2 separate regions of the Mus musculus genome follow, and region 2 is linked to region 1. Evidence: chromatin loops called from intact Hi-C (ENCODE). Cell type or tissue: heart. All regions are shown on one strand. Links, peaks and the distances in the headings refer to the core of each region. The heading gives the core; the rest is flanking DNA.

Region 1 (5,000 bases), core at 1-5,000:
ATGTCAATGACAACCATTGCATCAATAGAATACATATATATGTATATATATATGATGGTAAATACACACACATGTATAAGGTTATATATTTATTAAAATAACCAAATAAAATTATTTATATACATACATATATATATATATATATACACAAACAATTTTGGAGAAATCCCAACCTTACCTTAAAATGTGTTTTTTCTTCAATTTGGTGCATGACTCTAGTTATATTGCACAATGCTAAATTAGCCTAGTTAAAATAGTTACATCAATCTACCAATTCAAAGTTAGCTACCAACTCAAAGTTAACTAACAACTGTTCTCAATAAAGATTTTGGCTATTCTTTGTGAAGAGTATTTTTTAATTACTTCTAAGAGTGTGTGTGTGTGTGTGTGTGTGTGTGTGTGTGTGTGTGTGTGTGTGATGTGCACACCTGGGCCTATGTGTATCATGATATGAATATGGAGGTCAGAGGAAAATTTGATATTATCAACAAGCTCCTTCCACCTTTATGTAGGTTCAAGAAATCCAATTCAGGTCATTAGGCTGACAGGTAAATTCTATTAACCAGCTCACATTACCTAGTGACCCCAAGGATATTTTTAAGAGACTTTAATTGTCCTCTAAATCATGAATGATTGTACTGTCAAGAAAGGGGAACTCACCCTGCAGCACAAACGCAGCCACTGATGCAAGGCGAGGATGGAGCACAGGTGAAGTTCATGGCCAGGTTTGCGCACGTCGTCTCGCAGTTTATACCACCAGCTGGTAACGCAGGGTCAGGAAACCTGCAGTCAAAATATTCCTTCCCTTCTGGGCAGGCGTGGACTTCAGATACAAGCATGGATAACACGGCTTTAACTTTGTATTTGGCCCAAAGTCTTATGCACAAATCATCCGAACAAAACCCACTGACCAGATCGCTATAGTGAAAGAATGCTCTCTGTGATCCCCGAGTTTATGAGCTCATCAGCACGACCTAGCCAGAGTCTGTTCCATCTCAAAATTCCCAAAAGCTGTTTCAAACCTGAAAACCTTAGCCATCCTTCCCCCACAATTCACTAAATAACTAGCATATACTTTCTTGAAGTCAACAAGATGAATTCAAACACACCAATTTTAATGACTGAAAGCTGCAATACGCATTTAAGCATTTACAAAGCCATAATAAATGCATGTTACTTCTTCACCTTGCCTTGCCTCTGAGTCATTATTTTCATCAACCTCTACTACACTGTAGAGTAGTACAGAGGCCCCTGTTAGGAGGCATGACCGGGGTCCAGGGGGTATCTGTTTCCCAGAAGTCTTTGGGGCTGTCAGGGATCAAATAAGACACTTGGGTGAGACCACAGGAATGGATTCGTGAGGGCTCCGTTGAGAAAGCAGGCTACCTAGTAATCCCTGCTTTAACTGTGAGCTACCCTGAACTACAAGGGGCATAAGTGAGGATTTCCAGTCGCTATTGTGTTAGCTTTGAGGCCCAGTCACATGACCTGCCCAGACTGACCTAAATCCTGATAAAGTAAATGTGTAATTCAAAAAGTATTTTATTGCTTTATTTTGTGTTTTAAGGGACGGGGTCTCACTGTCAAGCCTCGGTTGGTCTGTAAGTCCTCCCTCTGGTTTAGCCTCTTTAATGAGTATAGAGACACACCACCATGCTCAGCTCAAAGCTGATTTCTAACCACATACATTTAAATAGCTAACAGAACCATAATATCCCTATCTAACAGAATGACAGCCATGTGTCCATAAGTTATTCATCTGACAAAAATACAGATTTATGCGACCCTCTAATTTGTAGACCTTCAGGCTACATACTCTAGTGGAAAGTGGAAAGTTACAGTCTAAGAGAAATAGCAATGGATATATTTTATAAACCCTTTGTTTTTATTTTCCATTTTTATAACTGAGTCTTACACAAGCCAGGTTTGCTTCTAATGCTGCATAGCTGAATCTGTCCTTGAGGCCTGGATGGCTTTGCCCCCTGCTTTCTCAGTGCTGGGTTACAGGAGAGTGCCACCACACTCTTGTTGTATGCTATTTTCCATTTGTTGCATGTAACCCTAGAAGCTTGCTCCCCAGACACATCCCAGGACCTAGAAACACTGGCATTGCCTTGGTCATTGGTAGGTATTCAGAATCTCTGGGGTGGCTTCGCATTCAAAATCAAATCATAAGTCTTAACAAGATCTCCAGTTCGTTGTGTGGATATTAAAAGCTGAGGCGTGTTGGCCTAGGATAGAATTTTCTGCTTTCTGATCCACGACTACGTTACAACCAGCATCCAGGCTATACCCCTAAAGCCTTTCAGGTACCTGAGGTGGTGCTGGGGTAGACAATATAAAAGCTACATGCTTGACTGACCATCAGTGTCTCTAAGCCGCCTTAAATACTTACTTTCCACGGTCCCACAAATATTATTAGTGATGTGAAAAAAAAGTCGGGAATCATTGGAACGTGGTTCTGAATGCATGATACTACAATGTTCCCGTGCTTGGATAAGGAGGTGCATAAGAGCCTTCTGTCAGAAGAGTCAGGGGCAGTGTTTGAGATGCATGCTGCTCGGGAAAAGCTTTTTCTGGAACTCACCAGTAGAGGGTGTTGCTAGCTCATCACATTTCACAGTCCCATTTGAACACTGGCTAGAAGTAAAGAAATAGTTAGTTTATAGACCAAAATCTTGAGTTTTATACGAATAAATCATTCCCTTCAGTCCACATCCAAGACAGCTATCTAATTTTGACACATTTTATCAAACACCTCCATGTGAGGGGCCTTGTTAGAGACAGGAGGATTAAAAGCTCCATGGTATTGTTACTAGCCTGACCCAAATGCTTATATTCTAAGAACAGGAGAATATACAATTAATTCAAACAACATCACATTTTCAACACAAAAATATATCTAAGATCTAAAAAAAAAAAAATTTAAAAAACTACTAAAATTCTGTTCATAACGACCCTTGGAAATATCCCGGCACAGATTTCCCTTCAGCTTTAGAGCAGACCATGTGTTCTATGTTTGAAAAATGAAGAAACCAACATATCAAGAGGTACATCACATGAAAACTACACACATGCATCTCTAAGCAACAGAATGTCACTCAGAGCTGTGTTAGCCCATACTGCCAACGTCATAAAGGAAGTGAGACAGCCAGGTCTACATATTATACTTCTTCCAGGTTGGGGACAGGGATGCAAATAAGGTCATTATGCTAAATATTTTTGGTTTGGGCTCTAATGAAGGATGGATTTTATTTTACTATGTTTAAATAAATAATGTTAAGGATATTGAATTCAAAACAGGTTCTTCCAACACTTGGAAGGAGACTACAGACAAGGAGACTAATAAGCAATGGTTTTGCTATGGTTTATCCAGTCCCAGACATGTGCTAAGGATTGGTCCCCACTGTGATACTGTCAAAAGGTGGGACTTTAAGAGCTGCAGCTTAAGGCACAAAGTGATTTGGTACCAGAGAAACCACTTCTGAAAAAGATGAATATGTTTATAACCTAAAGTGAATCTCTCAGAACTGAGCAGGTTACAAGGGTGGGTTAGTGTGAGAAGATTTGGCTTCCTTGACTCTTTGTTCCCTGTGGACCCAACACTCTTGTGCCCCCATAACTATGAGCTAAGTAAACCTTTATAAGATGGCCAGCCTCTGGTATTTTGTTATAGCAGTGTAAAGGAAAGATAATTTTTAGAGAGGGGCAGGGAAGAGGAGGTGAGTGTCACTGTTAAGGCAGCAGGACAGGAAGGGAAAAATGGATTTGATGTACATGAAGAAAATAAAACCAAGTTAAATCAAGGGTTGCTACGAATTTTCAAGATGGGAGTGTTGAGCATGAGAAAGGAGTCGGAATGATTCTCAGAATTCTGGCTTGGGAAACTGTAGATAGTCATATATTCTACACAGGAAAGGATGCAGTTGTTTCTTTGTGTTTTAATCAGGGGGTGGTGGGGAAAAGATGGAATTAATTATAAAGGCAAGTTGATTTGTGAATGATAGCTTGCTGTTAGTTTAAAATGAACTGCGAAGCAAGGTCTGCGACTGAGTGAGCACTGCCAAGCCGGGTGCCTGGGCACAAATCCCAGCCCCATTATCGGGCTGCTTAACTACATGTGCCTCACTCTGCTCGTGTATAAACTGGAGTAAGATGGCAGGATCTATCTCTTGCAGTTATACTCATGAGGGCTTAATTAATAATGTGTACAGCATGCTCAGAACAGTGCCAGGTTAGTAGAAACCATGCAATCCTGTCTCGCTGTCATTGTCTACCCAAGGGGATCCGCTGTGAGCCCCTGCAGTGCAACTAGAAGGAGGATCCTGAGAGACAGGTGTGGATAAATGGGTAGCATGCAGACGTGACTGCATTTTTGGCAGACAGGACATAACTACAGTGAATGGTAGTCTGTGAGTGTGGTTGGACACTGTTTGATATCCATCATGAGGAGTGACTCCTATGTGGCTTATGGTTCAGACCTATGCCAGAATTGATTTTTCTTTTTTTGAGCTGTGTAGATGAGCCATTAACCTATAAGACCTCAGGATGTAGCTTGAATGCCTACCTATTCTTAACATCTACTAACAAAAGCTTATTGTAAAGGGCTTTTGTTTAACTTCATGGTGATTAAATTTAGAAATCTATTCTGCAAGCACCAGTACATGCCTTAGACATTCCATATTCTAATGTGATATACATATATATATATGGGTATACATATATATGTATAGTTAATATATTCTTTAACACACCTACCATAAGCCTGAGGGGGTTGGAATGAGCTCCCCTGGCTGGTAAATGCTCCCCCTATAATGACACCGGCAGTGATATCTGTAAGGGAAAAGGTGAAGTAAATAATATAAGATATAATTTTTTCCCAACACAAACAAAATGACTGTTGACTCTTCGCTCTGCAATTGGCCACTATAGACTTTCACCACTCTATGGGACTGCACAAAGCTATGTTGTGCAAACGACAGACAACTAACTAGACATAG
Region 2 (17,134 bases), core at 4,758-9,757, 590 kb after region 1:
TGTTTTATTGAGTACCACTTTACCTTAGTCCCCCTTTCAAAAGATATAATTCAGTTGTTTTTTTTTTTTTTTTTTTTTTGTATATTGAGAAGGTTGTGCAGTCATCAAATATAATTTCAGAATACTTTTTATCAAAGCCCAAATCTCTCATATCCTTTGACAACCCTTGCTTGTTACTCTTCTCCCAACTATATAATAACTCTTGATCTACTTTTATCTGTGCTTTCTTACCTTGCCTACGCATTAATATAAAGAGAATCATACATTATTTGTGAATCTGCCTGTTGTAGGGTTCTTTAGAGTCACAGAATTTATGGAATATGTCTATATTTTAAAGGAATTTATTGTAATGACTTATAATCTGTAGTCCAAGGAACCCAACAATGAACAGCTGTGCCTTCAGGCCCTACTTGGGCCCGATCATGGGACCTCTTCCATTTGATAAAAGACTGCTGCTGTGCACATCCTACTTTATGACTTGGTGGGTCAACACCTAGCTCATGATGGGCAGTACAGTTTGCATGGTAATTTGGTATCTTATTGTCAAACATTCAGTTTTCACTAAGGCCCACTAGCAGGCCAAGAGTTGTTTTTCAAAGGGAGAATAGTTGTCTGCATATGATAGTAGAGCTTTGCTCCAAAATCCCAAAAGTCTCTTCTGTGAGTCACCTACAGGGGCCTGCCAGAGGCTCCAAACAGCATCTCTATCAGCCACAGACACCTCAAGTACCATCGGGTCTGCTGGATCATATGGTCCAAGTGGTAGAGCAGCCTGCACACCAGCCTGGACTTGTTGAAGAGCCTTCTCCTGTTCCAGACCTCACACAAAGCTAACAGCTTTCTGAGTCACTTGGTAAAAGGCCTAAGTAACACACCCAAAAGAGGGATGTGTTGTCTCCAGAATCCATATAGACCCACTAAACGTTGTGCTTCTTTCTTGGTAGTGAGCGGGGCCAGGTACGATAATTTATCTTTCACCTTATAAGGAATATCTGAATATGCCCCACACCACTGGACTCCAAAGAATTTCACTGAGGTAGATGGTCCTTGAATTTTGGTTGGATTTATTTCCCATCCTTTGTTATGCATATGTGTTACCAATGAATCCAGAGTGGTGCTGTCTCCTGATCACTTGATCCAATCAGCATAATGTCATCAATAAACATAGTGCACCAATGTGATATTTTGTGGAAGAGACAGATGATCAAGATCCCTTCTAGGCCGGGCGTGGTGGCGCATGCCTTTAATCCCAGCACTTGGGAGGCAGAGGCAGACAGATTTCTGAGTTTGAGGCTAGCCTGGTCTACAGAGTGAGTTCCAGGACAGCCAGAGCTATATAGAGAAACCCTGTCTCAAAAAAACCAAAACAAAACAAAACAAAACAACAACAAAAAAGATCCCTTCTAACTAAGTTATGACACAGGGCAGGAGAGTTAATATATCCTTGAGGAAAAACTGTGAAGGTATACTGTTGGCCTTGCCAGCTGAAAGCTTCTGGTGGTCCTTATGGACAGGTACTGAGAAGAAGGCATTTGCCAGATCAATAGCTGCATACCAGGTGCCAGGAGCTGTCTTAATTTGCTCAAGTAAGGAAACTACATCTGGTACAGCAGCTGCCATCGGAGTTATTACCTGATTTAGTTTTTGATCGTCAACTGTCTTTTGTTTGTCTGTTTCTTTGGGTTTTTTGTTTGTTTGTTTTTGTTTTGTTTTGTTTTGTTTTTGAGACAGGGTTTCTCTGTATAGCCCTGGCTGTCCTGGAACTCACTTTGTAGACCAGGCTGGCTTTGAACTCAGAAATCTGCCTGCCTCTGCCTTCCGAGTGCTGGGATTAAAGGCGTGCGCCACCACGCCCAGCTCAATAGTCAACTGTCATTCTCCATCTGTCTTCTTCACTGGCCAGATAGGAGACTTAAAGGGAGATGTGGTGGGAACCACCACCCTTGCATCTTTCAAGTCCTTGATAGTGGCAGTAATTTCTGCAACTCCTCCAGGAATACGATACTGTTTTTGAGTCACTATTTTCTTTGGCAGAGGCAACTCTAAAGGCTTCCATTTGGCCTTTCCAACCATAATAGCCCTCACTTCACTAGTCAGAAGAAAGCCAACATGAGAATTCTGCCAACCTCTAAATCTATCCCAGTTATACATTCTGGAACTGGGGAAATGACCACAGGATGTGTTCCCCCAAACTGGACCTACGAGGTATTGGACATCAGCCAAAACTCCATTAATCACCTGGCTTCCATAGGCCTCTATTTTGAGGGCCACAATGTTTTTTGGGATCTCAATTCAGAACCAGTAGCCAATAGACCCCTGAAAGTCTGATTATTTCCTTCCCCCAATAGACAGTCACCCTTGTAAAACGACGTAGGTCCCTCTGTGGAAGAACTGGAGAAAGGCTAACAGCAAAACTTTTAGGTGTCAAAATCCTTCCTCAGGGAAACCTGGCCACCCCTTCATTCAAGGGGCTCTGGGTCTGCAAACTGGCTCAAGTCTGGAAATTGATTCACTGGCCGAGATTGCCTTTTGCCATGATCCAATGTAGCCTTTCTTTCCTTTGTTTGAGAATTTTTCTGCGTATACAGATCAAATAGATATGCAGTCGACTTCTTATCTATTTCATGCCTGGAAACACTTCAATAGATTAGCCAGTCCAAAGGTCCGTACATGCCATTATAAATTTCACCTCTCTTGTGCTGACCATTACGGGCTAGGTCACCATAAACGTTTTTGTCTATGCTGCCCATTATAACAACTATGATTACCTTGTTTCTGGTAATTCAATACTGCCACCTGGCTCTTGCTATCTTGGGGCCCAATTAAACCCATTGCATTTAATTCCACTGAGCAGCGGCATCTCCAACACGAAAGTCTGGCACAAGGAAAAGGGCAAGAACAAAACTCTTCAATTGTGCTGGTGCCCCAGTCACCTGTTTGCGTCTTATCGGGCTGGTGAAGGGCATCTTCTGGACCTTCCCATTGTGGAGGATTAGGCTTTACATGGCGTATCTACTCTAGCATTGCATTTTCCCTGAGCCTTAAAATCCCCTCATCGACACTAAGCCAAGGAATACCAGGTCTTACCAGCTCCTCTTCAGTAGGCCATCTTTTGATAAATGCTTCAGTCAACCATTCAAACAAACTTCTGACACCTTTTAAAACTGTGTGAGCTTCCATATTAAATCCAGAATCTCCTTTCAGAGGGCCCATGTCAATAAACTCAGCCTGCTCTAGTTTTATGTTCCTTCCACCATTATCCCACACCCTTACAATCCATTCCCACACATATTCCCCAGACTTCTGCTTGAATGAATTAGCAAACTCATTAGGCTCCTTAGTAGTACAGCAAATTTCCTCATGGACTACACTTTCTACCTCCCCTCTAGGGGCCTGCTTGGCCTTGAGTCTGGTTATAGGTCTGGAAGAAACTATTGGTGGGCCTTGAGGAACATCAGTATTGTCTTGTCTGGCATTTTCCTCTGAGAAAGTCACTGCTGGTTTATCAGACAATGAAGGATTAATTTATTAATTTTCTCATGTAAAAAAGGTATTATTTCAAGGGGTGGGGCTGAGGGGAACAATTTCCTCCGGTGGGGTAAACCCTTGAGAATCTGAGGATTCAAAGTTCTCAGCTTCAATAGGGTCTTCCCACATGTCCCCATCTCAAGTTATAGGATCCCATTAATTCTTTGCCAATTAATGCCCTTCCTTTAACTGCTGTCATTCTCTGCGGCTGAGACTTGACTTTTTGCTGTAATTCAACCAACCTTATAACAAGGGCTTCTGTTTGATTTTCTGCAACATGAGCTCTATGGCTGCTGGAGAGAAGATTCCCTTCAAGGGCACACTTAAAAACCTTTAGAGTGTTTATGTGCATCTGGGGCCAATACATTCTTATCATATAGCTCATTCTCTTCCTTTATCAAGTTGTCCAGAGATACTAAGAGCAACAAGCCAGCAAAATCATTTCTCTCTCTCTCTCTCTTTCTTCTTTTGGCTTTTCGACATAATCATTTATCTTATTTTCCCCCAAATTATAGAAAACTTCTTATACTGGGTCACCTAATTCATTACCAGTCACAATTGATTGATCAAGATCATCAAAGGTATTTGCTTCTTTAAGTTTGAAATACAGTTCTCACCACGGTCCCTCCATACTCTCTGAGCTCCCAGGAGCAAGAGTAGCTGGAGAAGTTTCAGTAGCTAAAGGTGCTGGAAAGTTATTAAACCAACTCCAGAATCTTAAAAGATTCATCTTTAGATTTCTGCTTCTCTAGAACCAATCCTGGTACCCACTTCTTAGTCAGGGTTCTCTAGAGTCACAGAACTTATGGAATGCCTCTCTCTATTAAGGGAATTTATTGTAATGACTTACAGTCTGCAGTCCAACTAACGCAACAATGGGCAGCTGTGAATGGGAAGTCCAAGAATCCAGTAGTGGCTCAGTCCCATGAGGCTAGTTGTTTCAGCTGGTCTTCTGTAGAAGTAGGTTCCAACAGATGTGCTGGCATGTAAGCGCAAGCAGTCGAAGAAGAGTGAACATTGCTTCTTCCAGAGTCCTTATGTAGGCCACCGGCAGAAGGTGTGGCACAGAGTAAGGTGTGTACCACCACGCCTGGATCTGGGACTTGCTTTGTCCCAGGCTGACCTTGAACTCTGAGATCTCCTTGCCTTAGTCTCCTGGGATTAAAGGCATGCACTACCTTGTCTGGGTCTAAACTTTTCATGGTCACAGTGCCTCAAGATCTCCATGCCAAGATCCAGGTCAGAAACTTGTGTCTTCCAGCCTCAAGGTCTGGTTCATAGGTGTGCCCTCCATTTCTGGATTGTAGTTCACTCCAGATGTAGTCAAGGTGTCAACCAGGAATAGCCAGCGCACTGCGACTTTTTCACTAGGCATGTTCTTGGGTTAACCCATGCCACCATACATAAGAAGCACATTTTTCTTTATCAGTTGGTAGGTAGTACTTTGGGGTTACTTCAACGTTGGGGCTGAGAAACATTTCTTTGAATAGCCATGCACTAGTTACTAGATAATAGTCATGCTCTGGTTCTCGTAGGCATTCATTTATGGGTGGGATTGCTATATGGTGACTCTATAGCTTTCTGAGGAATTTCCTGACATTTTACCTCAGTAGATCAGGAAGGGTTCTCAGTTGTTTTCCAACTTCACCAATACCTTCCTTTTTTCCTTCCTTCCTTCCTTCCTTCCTTCCTTCCTTCCTTCCTTCCTTCCTCCCTTCCTTCTTCCCTTCCTCCCTTCCTACCTCCTTCTCCTCTGTGCATGTGAAATCACCATTACTCAAGTTTTTGTTGGTGGTGTGTTTCCTTGTACTGGGAAGAACACAGCCTGGCTTTCTTTTGCTATGCTAGATTCTAATCATTATTAAACTCGGATGCCAGAGGCATGCTCAGCAAATACCTGCAGAGTGAGCTTGGAGACCCAAGAAGATGTTCCTTGTTATTTCCCTTCTCTAAGCCCCGGAACGACAGGGGCTGGCAGCTGCCAACCCACACATCCACGAGAGTACCACGGGATTGTAATAACTACACTGTCCCATCCCGGGGTATTTAGTAGTCTCACCTGGGAAGCTCCCTGCACGGAGACCAGCAGGATTTCTCATATAACCAGCATGGAATGAGAAGGAAGAGTCTCAAGTCAGCTGGCAGTCTAAGTGGTGTTGGGGTGGGAAGGGGGAGGGGGCTTTCTGTTCTAAATGCGTCTTCTAAGAGCCCGTGAACACTGCCTAATGAGAAAGCCATTCGTTCTGCCTGAAAGTAGCGGAGAAACAACAACAACAACAAAAAGCAAAACAAAAGTTCCTTTACTGGAAACAGATGGGCCACATCAATTATACATTCAGGAGAACACAGAAGAGGCCAAGTTGTCATGTACCCGAAACAACTCTATTTAGCCAAGTTCCTACCGGGAGTTCACGGACCGTTGAGAATCTCTTGCCCGGTTCTGTTTTTATTTTTCCCAGTGTGCCAGGTCTTGGGTTTGTAAGGTGATGGGAGAGAGGAGAGGTGGTTGTTTCTTGATTTCCTGGGGCGCACCATCCTGTAGATAAAACATCTGTAAAAGAAAAAGACTCATGGATGATGTCTTGCTGACAGTGCCTCAGAGGTCAGGAGCAGGTGAACGAGGGTGGAGTCTCCACCTCCGCCCTTTGTCAACATTTTACCTCAGGTTTTGCTGCGTCAGGAGTAATCTTTCAGAGCCTCCTAATGGCACACACTTCCATCTTTGTTTTTCTGTTCTCTCTCCCTCTCCCTCCTCTTCTCTCTCCTCCCTCTCCTTTCCCCCCTCCCTCCCTCCCTCTCCCTCTCTCTCTCCTCCCTTTTCTCCTCCTGCCCCCCCTTCCCCCAAGTGCAGTGCAGCCCTGGAAGACCTCTCCACAATTGTAGGATTTCAGCTAGGAATCCATTGTTTATCCCATCTTCTCCCTCATGAGGAAGGTTTGCTGAGTTACAGTCCCCGTCTGACTTCAGTAAGCACTGCCTCTGTTGGTCATTTTCCCTTTAGAAACATAGTATATATGTTCATGACCCTGGGAGGGTCCTGGATCTCCTGTCCTTGGAAAAGAGATGCCTTTGGGGCAGTTTTGGGACAGCACCCCTGACCTTGTGTGAAGGAGGTTAAATGTTATTATATAGCAGGGAAAACAGAAAAGATAGAAAAAAAAAATAACATACTTATCATTGTCCAAATATGGCCTTCTTGAACTCTCGGGGCTATTTCAACACTGTGGGGAAATTCCAGAAATCTCTGCCTACAAATATTTCCCTCACCTTATCTGCCTTTGCTGAGAAACCAAAGATAAGCTTGGTATCAGTAAATACGAGTGTCTGAAGAAGAACAGCTCCAGCTCCGGGGGCCCAGAGTGCTGTGCCCAGCCCTGTATCCTTGTCAAGCCCCTTTCAGCTTTACCTAGTCTTCAGCCACATGTTAGCCTCCAGTGGTTTTTCACGTTCTGGTGAACCCCCATCCATAAAATTACTTTTGTTGTTTCATAATCTAATTTTGCTACTGTTATGAATCCTAATGTAAATATTTTTGGAGATAGAGCTTTGTCAAGGGGGTCGCGACCCACAGGCTGAGACAGCTACCCTAGTGCTTAAGGCTGGGTGGTGAGATGCTGGCTTGCTTTCTACGCGGAGGTGCAAGATCCCTGAGCCCTAAGCTGAACTACTTGGAAAAGAAATTCTGCCCGTGGAACGCACGGCTTTTATCTTTGCTTTTCTTGGTCCACTGAGTCACTGAGATAGACTCAGCAGACCCCAGTTTATACTCATAGTGCCAAGACAAACATCCGTGGCTCTCCGTCCCTCTGTTTGTGTACATGACTAATCTTACAGATTTCGCCCAGCTGAGCTCCTCTGCTTTTGACCAAAGCGTACACTGAGAACTTGACTATAGAAATAAAAACAGAATCATGTACAGCCAAGCTGCCCTAGAACACTTAACGTGCCTTTTCTTGGCAAAGTTCTTTTAACTCTTCCGGATAGCGTTTTGAGAGGCATTCCAAAACTCGGGCAGAGTTCGAGTTTCAGCTCTGATTGTGGTATGTTATAAAATTAGGCAAGATTGTAGGTTACCAGGAATTTGGACCTGCGTGATTCGCGGGTTTACTGGGATGTGAGTCTGGGTGTATCCAGCCTGGGTTGTTTATTTACGCAGAGAATTGAAGGAAGAGTTCAGAAACATCCTGTTACAGGATGTGCGGATGGGCCAGCCTGAGTTTGAAGAGAGAGGAAATCTGGAGAGACTCGTATCAGCACTGCCCTCTAGTGGCTGTGTGCAGTTTTAATGAATTAAAAAAAAAACCCTTCCAGTTCTCCCATTTACCTTAGCAAGCTTCCAGATCGTGTATGGGGAAAGACAAAGGGACAGGAAGGTTGACAGAGTAGCAGGGAACAAGGAAAGTTAGTAAGGATTGTTCAGCACAGGGAATCTGAAGAGATTCAGTGAGCCTACTCCACGCACAGGACACACAGGCAGGCAGGCAGGCAGGCATACATGCCTGCGTTCATGTGTGCGCACGCGCGCTCCGCCCCCCCCCCCCCCAAGTTATTCTAGCTAAAAATCTTTATTCAGGATGGACTTAAGGGCTTTCAGCTTCCTTCCAGCTCTTTCCATGCTTAGGTGAGTCACTGCGGCCTGAGCATAGGAGCCCGGGTTGCTGGTTAGACCAGGATCGTTTATTGAACTTTCTAACCCTCCTCTGCGTTGCCTTTAGGGCTTTCTCCTGTCCTTGCACTCAGCTCCCCACGGAAGAGCTAGTGGTCCAGTCCCTCAGGTGCCTGAGGAGCGGCCAGGGTTAGAGTTGCCTCAGCCCTTAGGGAATGTCAGGAATGCTGAGACTGTCTGGCGCTGCTGCTTCTCAGACCCCCGGGGGAAAGGAAGTTTTGGATCAGAGCTGTGGAAGGAGCAATCTTTACCTCTGACCACAGTTACCTAAAGATGTGGCACTGACCCTTCTACCCAAGTGTCGGTTGCCGGAAATCCCCTTGTCTGTTCGTCTGGAAGCAGAGGTCTCTGGGAAAGGCTGCATAGCAAACTATAGATGTGTGAAATTATTTGACATTTCATTCCTTATCCTGAGATTTCAGAGTCTGAATGAAAATGGGCATCTTCTTATGTCATGCATTGGGGCTCAAATGTTGCATGCTCTATCTGGTTTGCTAAGCCAAAGAACTTTTGCTAACTGTTTTTTTTTTTTTAATAGAAAGGGAAGAAAAAAAAAAAAAAGCCAGGGACTGGCTCCCAAGTGTCACCACACAACAGTTGTTCTGACTCTCCGTCCCCAGTCTGAATTTGGCTACATTTGTGTCTGCGTTTAACTCACACAAGTATAAGGACAGCCGTCAGAGGAGCCAGAAACTACATCGAGAGCGCAACTGCTTTCGCAACAGCCTTTGTGACAACTAGAGTCGCTCAAGAGAATGATTTCTTTTCTGAGATGGACTCTGGGGCTCCACCCTTCTCAACTCAGCCGTTGTTCTACAATATATCTGGCCTTCGATGGAGACTTACCGTAACCTTCAAACACCACAACCTTATCACAGCTGCCACCCTGTCCCTTCTGTTGCTTCCCTGGAAACCTCTGTGGAGGGGCACTTCTCCTTGTGTTCAGGAAGTGCAAACATTAACATAAGAGCAGTTTAGTGAGGATATTTGCTTGCATCTGGGTACAAACATGAAAGGGTTCCCCCCCCCCCCGTAATTGTTACTAAGTGTACTCTGTCAAAATTCTCTGCCTGCCACTTGCCATAAGCCTCCTTAGTGGCACCTCAGCTCAGTGCCCTGGATCCCGAAAGTCTTAAGGCTGGCAGTATTCATTTTCAATGTCTAAAGTCAGTTGCTTTCAAAGTCTCTGCCTCCTCCTTCAAAGAGGTAGAGGTGATAATCCTTAGTATTAGCACCCCCCCCCACTTACTCCCCAGCCCAACCCCGACAACACTTGCTATAGGATCTGAAGGCTCTTCCTTGCCCTAGAGAGGCTGCTGTGTTCTCTGTAGGGCGTAGCTGCTTATTTGACCAGTGTTGACTACGTGGCTCTGTTTCTTTGGAGTTTTACATAGAAAATCTCATGTCTCTGGCTTTTCCCCCTCTCCAGACAGGGTTTCCCTGTGTAACCCTGGCTGTCCTGGAACTCGGCTCTGTAGACCAGGCTGGCCTCGAATTCCAGAGATCTGCCTGCCTTGGTTTCCCGAGTGCTGGGATTAAAGGCGTGTGCCCCCTGAGCCGGTTCATGTGCTGGCTCTTAGGAGGACTATACCACATATCCTTGGGGATGCTGAGTCCCCGAGGTGCGGTGATCTGCTTCGCGCCACGATACGTGCTTAATTGAGAAGCTTGTTGACTTAAACCCAGCTACCTTCTAGCCTTCTTTGTAGTTGATAAGAGCTATAAGAAACCCTTTGGTTTTTGCTACTCCAGAGAGTATCCAGTCTGGACAGCTGGCACATCCTCTGCACGTTAGCTTGTCTCTCCGGCTCCTCCTTCTGGCTCTCGAGGACCATGTGCTGGCTCAGTTCAGAGATGGTGACTCTTTCCTCTCCAAGTCACTCTTCACTCCACAGCTTGGTGTTGACAGTGGCGAGTCACATCTCTATCACGGCCTCGTCCTGTGGAGGCCTAGCCCAGTTCTCTCCAAGCAAGAAGGGACTTTGGCAGGGACTCCGGCTACTCTGTAAATTGCATCATTTGTTTTCTCGAAAGTTTTTCATCAAACAACTGCGTCTACAGAAAGGTTGACTTCCTGCAATCCCCGTTCCTCAGATCTGCGGAGTTCTTTAAACATGGACTGTAATGCAGAGTTTTATGTTGTTCTTAGTGATACTCAGTATACAGTATATTAAAGTGGAGGTAACCCAACAGTAGTAAGTGTCTATTCAGGGGAAACTAGACCCCCTCCAGATCAAAGGGACGCCAACTCTCTGGCTGTGGTAGAGACCAGATAGTTCAGTTGGGTCAGGTCACCACTGCTCTTCTAAAAAAGGCAGGACCACCCCAGGAAGGTAGACTCACCTCAAGTCATTCTTAAAACAAAAACAAAAACAAAAACAAAAACAAAAAAAACAGAAGGAGGTAGAATAATTATCCCTTTAAAGGCTACTATTCTTTTCTTTTCCTTCCCAGAATTCCTGCTCCCTAGTTCGGTCCCGGCCAACTTTGGGCCTGTCCATCTTTCTCTAAGATGCAACTTTTCTGCTTTCTCTCCCCAGTTTTTATTTGGGATGTTGGTCAGAGCCTAAATCTGTTTCTTCTGGTCCATTGGGGTATAAGAGGAATGTCTCGTCTTCCTATGGCCTTTAAAGTCCCTATTGTTCAGTGGCTCTCTTCATTCTCTCTTTTCCTATCTGGGTCTTCGTCTTCCACTGTTGGAATAGAGCCTACCTTTCTACAGTACTTCCCTCCTTTCTGGGGAGGCAGAGGAGGAGAGGGAACATCCCTTCCTAGCATCTCCTTCAAAGGAGATTGTGCGAACATTCTAATAGCGCTGGCTTTTGTGTCCTATTGATCTAGTTAGACTGGTATGTCCATCTGAAGATCAGACATCAGTGAGGGAACTGGGGCCTCATGGATGCTACGGCATCTTATGGAAGTTACTAAGGAGACTGTGATCATGGACACAACAGCCCACTTCCTCTCTGGGAGCATGGTTTGTCACATTCTGCGATATTCTCTTGTACTTGATAAAAGTCTGCTATTTGTATGCTTTACCTCAGATCTCCTAGCCTTGTGTGAGATCCAGTGAAGGAACTAATAACAGACCACTCACAAATTCATTTAAATACATGTAATTTAGTGCTAAATTTAGATCCTTGAATTCGTCTATGGCAATTGATTCAATAGGAGTAAAGGTCATTATGTCAGAGTTGATTGGAACACATTTCTGTTCACTACTGTGGCCATGGCCTTTGCTGTCCCTTTAGCTCTCCAAATCACAAGCCTCCAGCTATAGAGGCTGACCACTCTTCCCTGATGCAGTTATATCTGGCCTCTCATTAAGCCAAAGGGCTTCTCTATCCCCCTGTTGTCTCGGGGACATTACTGTCTTGCTTTCTCGTGGGTGTTTTGATCTGCACTGCAGTGGACACTTGAAGGCCACACTCTCGTACCTTTCTGCCGGCAAAGCATCGTCATTTGAACAGCCCCGGTCAGGCATTTCTGGTTAGAATTGTGTGTTAGAACCAACATAAAGGAATCGCTAAGTGAAGAGGGAGGCCATGTTGAAATAACTAGGACATGAAACTCAGGTAATGAGGGACAGTATTGAATGGCTAAGCAGGTACAGAATATCTGTATCTAACAATTATGAAAAGAACATGTTGACATTATTTATGATGGAGTTTTGAAAAATAATTCAGATATATAGGCTTAAAGGGATATAGACTAGACAATATAGAATCTAGACACTAAAGATCCGTATGTTCCTGGTAGCATGGTGAACTAATTCGAATGCCATGCTTGGCCCTTGTCTTCTTTTGTGGGTGTAAACTTACAGAACCTATTACAAGGACAGTTTGGGGGGAGCAGGTTTGTACCATGGAACCCACATCCCTGGCTGCTACAGACAATGCTAAGATGTGGATCCTTGACTTAGGCAAAACTAGTCAGAAAATTCCTTTTCGATTACCTTAAAGTTGCAAAGCTGTGGTAGCTGGATCCCAGGTTCTGTGTGGGAATTTGTTCCAGTTGGGTTTGGTTTTGTCCGGCAGAAAGCAGACAGGGAAATAAGTAGGCAAGAGGGGGACTGAGTTTTCTGTCATCTAAGGCTTGAAAGATGAGCTGTTTATCACTCTCAGGGCCTCAGGCCCTTCTCTGTCATTTCCACAGGAGTACGAGGAAACTGACTTTTAGGGCAAGGGGTAGCGAGGAGGCAGTCTTGATTTGTGTAGCATTTGCTTAATTCCTATGGTGAAAATTTTTTTCCTACCATGAACAGTTTCAAGCCACAAGGATTTCACAAGGAGCTTGCAGAAATTCCGAACCATTGAACGGTCTGCTGTCTCCAGCACGCAGGAGCCCATTCTGCCTCCCAGTTCCAGCTTCAGGAGGGCCACCCTCCATCCAGACATCAGGGTTGCGTTTCAGCAAACAGCAAGGAAGAATCAGAAGCAAAGGGTATCTTTTGTTCTCGTTTCCAGTGAACTCCCTCTGTGAGCCCTCACTGGCCAAACTTACGTACATGACACGGAGGTGAGAAATGTCTTTATTTTGGGGGCTGCCGTTTTCCGCCTTAAAAATTTAGATGTCTTGTTGTTTTTTATAAAGCAGAAGAAAATGCATCTGGTGAAAAGCTAGCAGTCCCTCTCTCACAGCAAACTCCAATTTAAATGGCAAAGAAGGCAGTTGTGTATGTGTGTGTGTGTGTGTGTGTGGGGGGGGGGGTTTGAATGAATCTCCAGGAGGGCAAGGCAACTCCTGGAGATAGCAGAAGATATGGTTGTTGGCTATTATTTAATTTTACTGTGATAACAACAGCCGTTTTCTTCCTCTCGGGAGCGCAGATCACCTGGAGGACCAAGGATGTACGCAGGCAAATGGGAATCAAATGTCCCTTGCTGCAGATGAAGCAGCTTTGGAGAGTGGCCACCTTTCAGTAACGAGAGCATTAGTAACTTCAGCTCAGATATGAAACAAACCATCTGCTTGAAGATGAACTTGCAACATCGCCAGCCTGCCCACATTCCCTTCCCCATTTTGCTCCGATAAAGGCGTTGTCTTCTTTTGAAGGTTCCCCTTACAAGTCTCCCAAAATGGAAGAAGCTGCACTAAACACAAATAGCCTCTCTCAAACACACCCACTAGGTGAGTGAGACAGACTGAAGACAAATGGGACAAACGTCATGTTAGTTGAAACACATTGGAACTTGGCAAGTAAGAGTTACTATCTGATATGTAAGTCCCTCCCACCCTGTGAGGTTTAATCAGCCAACCATTGGCTTACATGGAATTCCTCTAATCCTTATCATCACGTGCAATTACTGAAATGAATACCAGGTTTTAGAAATGCTACAACAGTTCCTGACAGAATGATAATCAACGGCTATACCGTATGGGTCAGATCCGAGATAGAATAGGCGTTCCTAAGACTATGCTTAAGGAAGAGTTGGAGCAGATAGGATTTTCACACAATGGTCAAACATGAGGCTGTTCGTGAAGCCAAGGCAAGCTCTCTGACGGGATGCGAGCACGGAGAGCATTTTACTCCCGGCTATGTCATGGATCCTGCAAGAATGGGTTACATGGACATGATGTGGTGGCGGAATTGAATACCGCAAACCTCGTGCCTAAATATCTGTTGGACGGCACTGGGAAACCAGGCAGGCGCGGTTTACCTGGGAGTAAGGCGTGGATAACCCCACCAGAGTAGTATTTAGTTCACAGAGCAGGGCATTTGAAGCTATTGAAAAATATATACTATTTTTCACAGATTATTCAGGAAGAAGTATTACCCCCTAAAATTTTCATATGCATGGCCTAACAGATCCCCTTTTCTGTTTAATCCGGTTAAGCTAAGGAGCCCTGACTAATACACCTGACTAATAGGGCGCAGGGAAGAATTCCTCAGGCTTGTGGGTGTGTTAGAAAGACTTGCTAAACTGCAGGTTGCTGGCCTCTCCTCCACAGCGCGTGATGTGGTAAGGCAGGGTCCAACGCTACCGAAACTGCAGTCACTTGTTATGCATGAGCGAATGAGTAAATAGACTCGGAGTGAATCCTTTAGTTCATAAAATAAGAGATCACGTCTGATGGTCTAGGGTTGTAATTGTTGCTTTGTGAGAGGCTGAGGCAGGAGGATCACGAGTTTCCGTCTCTTCTGACCTACCCAGTGAATTCAAGGTCAGTCGTGGCTACATGGTGAGACCCTGGACAAAGTTAGGACTGGGAGATGTAGCCCAGTGATTACGACGCATGCGCGAGGTCCTCAGCTCGCTTCCTAGCCCTTCAAAAGAGACAGAAATGAAACAAAATCATGACATAAACCACGAGATGGGACGATCTCTGGGATTTGTTTGTTTCTATGAGTCTAAACTACAAAATGTTCTACTTATATAGTTTGCATTTCTTAATTTGTTATGTGTATGTACGTGGGGCTGGGACACACAGGCCACGGTATACGTGTGGGCTTAAGAAGAAACCTCACAGTTCTCTCCAAACTCAGCTCCGCACCCTTGGTAGGGAGCATCTTGATTCTCCGAGCCATCTTGCTGGCCACTACTTATGTATATTTTTCCTATTCAAATAAACACTGTGGTGTTTACTGAGAGTCTGTTTATCCTTTTAAATGGATGATTTTACAGGGCGGGACTTCTGTCAGCATATAGGTGGGAAGCTGAAGATGTAAAATTAGGCCTACTTTCGTGAAGGGAGAATTTCTTAAACAGGGTTTGTCCACAGTCCCATACTCAATAAAACCAGAGAGAGAGAGAGAGAGAGAGAGAGAGAGAGAGAGAGAGAGAGAGAGAAGCTAATCCAAAAATTATCCACATGTCTTTAAAAGGCAGAAAGAAAAGGGATGAGGCGTTTTTTTTGTTGTTGTTTGTTTTTTGTTTTTTTCCTAAAGAAAAAGTGTGGTTGGCCCAGCCCCAGAAACTCTGGAGTCTGTTTACCCAAATCGTTAGAAATTTTCAGCCTCAAGAAAATATTTACTCAACTCATACTTACCCAAAGCAGCAAGCTAGATGGCAGGCCCAGGGAGTCAAGGCTGGTGGAACCACAGGTTGGGGGCAGGGCAATTGTGAGCATTGCAGGCTCAGCAAAGGCCTGCTTCTTCTAATTGACCTCTGTACTGTTGGCGGAGGGAAAGCAGGTCCAGGCAGAAACAGCTGCTGGCAGCCTTGAAGAGAACTCTGCCCAGATTTGGGGGATTTCCTGAATTTCATTTTGAGTGATTTGATATTATTTGCACACATTTCTGTCTAAAACTATTATATTGCAAATTGCTTTGTAGTGGGCTGAGTCTTTTTTTGGGGCTTTTTTTGTTTGTTTGTTTTTTGAGACAGGGTTTCTCTGTATAGCCCTGGCTGTCCTGGAACTCACTCTGTAGACCAGGCTGGCCTCAACTCAGAAATTCGCCTGCCTCTGCCTCCCAAGTGCTGGGATTAAAGGTGTGCGCCACTATGCCCGGCTCTTTTTTTTTTTTTTTTTGGTGGGCTGAGTCCTATTCATCATTGTAATCCACACAGTGAATACCTGCCTGTCATAGACTCAGTTCTTATTTTTGTTCTAGGACTGAGCACTGAGCACTGTAACAGTTCATAATATCGAAGGTAGAAGTTTCTGGGAGAGAAAGTTGGGCACATTAATGTCCACACTGCTAAAATTCATCTTTTATTCGATCCTACCTCACACATTTTTTTCTAAAATTTATTTATCATATATAAGTACACTGTAGCTGTCTTCAGACACACCAGAAGAGGGCATCGGATCTTATTACAGATGGTTGTGAGCCACCATGTGGTTGCTGGGATTTGAACTCAGGACCTCTGGAAGAGCAGTCAGTGCCTTTAACTGCTGAGCCATCTCTCCAGCCCCTACCTCACACATTTTGATCTACTGCTTACCATGGTTTGACCATGTCTGCCGATAAATTCTTATTTATTTGTGAAACGGGAGATCAGTCAGTTGTACTAACCCTGCCTTTTAGGTACTTGTACTTACGTTCCTGAAGGGAAAATTAATTGTTTACACATCATCTGTGGACTATGACCTACCCAAGGAAAGAGTCTACAGTGTGACATTTTGAAACGAATTTGCATCCACAGCGTGGGCCAAGCCGGCAGCTGCAATACCGTGCAGTTTCGCAGGTTGCAGGAACCTCCCGCTTTCGGATTCTCGCACAGGCTGTAGTTCCAAGTTCTGCCGCCCACACAGCTCCTTGAGGAAAGGTCATCCTTGAAGCTCCAACAAACATTTCTTTTAGAGCTAAGGAATTTAGACCTCTGCTTTTAAGGCTGTTTTGATAGAAGAGCTTGAGGCCTAAAGAGGGACAGAAGCCTGAGGAGGGTGGAGATAAGGGGTTTTATCTCAGGCCGGCAAAAGATAAATTTGGCTAAGTTTCTAGTTTCTTGGCGTTGAAGCTTTCTAAATGCGTTCAGTGAAACACCAGGTGCACACCAGAGCTCACCCTCAAACTCTTGCAGGCTACAGAGGGAACGGGAACACTGTTTCCAATAGTCACACCTTGGAGCTGGTTTGAAACAGTTGGAGGCCTCCGCTGTGACCACAGTAGTGGTTCTGCGCTTTAGAAATGCAGCTTGCCTGTGGCCGGCCGGCTTGTAGCCCCACGATCTCAAGGCAGCCACATTCAAAGTCAGGTTAAAATATTTCCGGGCTTTCCTGGAAGGGATCATGAATTCACTTCTGCACCTGATCAGGAAGCCGGGCCAGCTGGACAGTGCTGAGATCTTGATTTGCTATTATCCCTGGCTATTGGCAGCCTTGTGATGGATCGTTTTCCCTGGGCCAGGGTCAAGATAGGCTAGTGAAAAACATTCTCTCGCCCCCCACCCCTTTTTTTCTTTTCAGAAAAGGGCATTGCTGCCCCTGCTTGCTGCCATGGCCGAATCTCATCCAGGCATAGGAAATCATTTGCTTGTAATTATTTCGTTTCTA

What was found. A loop is a pair of places that touch in the nucleus more often than their neighbours do. Peaks named below come from ENCODE experiments on the same cell type or tissue, not always from the same donor. Only the 100,000 strongest peaks of a DNase experiment are listed, where the experiment ranks them.
Region 2: a loop joins it to region 1, with 3 times the contacts of the local background. A loop is called at or near these places in 10 of 42 quality-filtered maps.

Annotation. Positions count from the first base shown.
Region 1 is chr10:107,856,308-107,861,307 of GRCm38, forward strand. It overlaps Otogl (otogelin-like), which reads right to left. Exons shown (of 58, transcript NM_001177567.2): 21 at 4,759-4,833; 22 at 2,588-2,640; 23 at 661-823. Among named protein-coding and RNA genes, the nearest start is that of Otogl, 54 kb to the right of the region's middle. In heart, for the core only: a CTCF peak has its summit at 2,592 (motif pointing right); no DNase peak of the experiment used is centred there.
Region 2 is chr10:108,438,511-108,455,644 of GRCm38, forward strand. Gm36283 (predicted gene, 36283) reads left to right here. Exons shown (of 3, transcript NR_155870.1): 2 at 12,459-12,712; 3 at 13,024-13,106. Gm36440 (a long non-coding RNA gene) reads right to left here and starts at 6,296. Exons shown (of 2, transcript XR_380772.2): 1 at 6,189-6,296; 2 at 5,808-6,079. In heart, for the core only: a CTCF peak has its summit at 7,790 (motif pointing left); DNase peaks (open chromatin) are centred at 6,131, 7,291, 7,691, 8,321 and 1 weaker place; H3K4me3 peaks cover 2,499 bases; H3K27ac peaks cover 4,443 bases.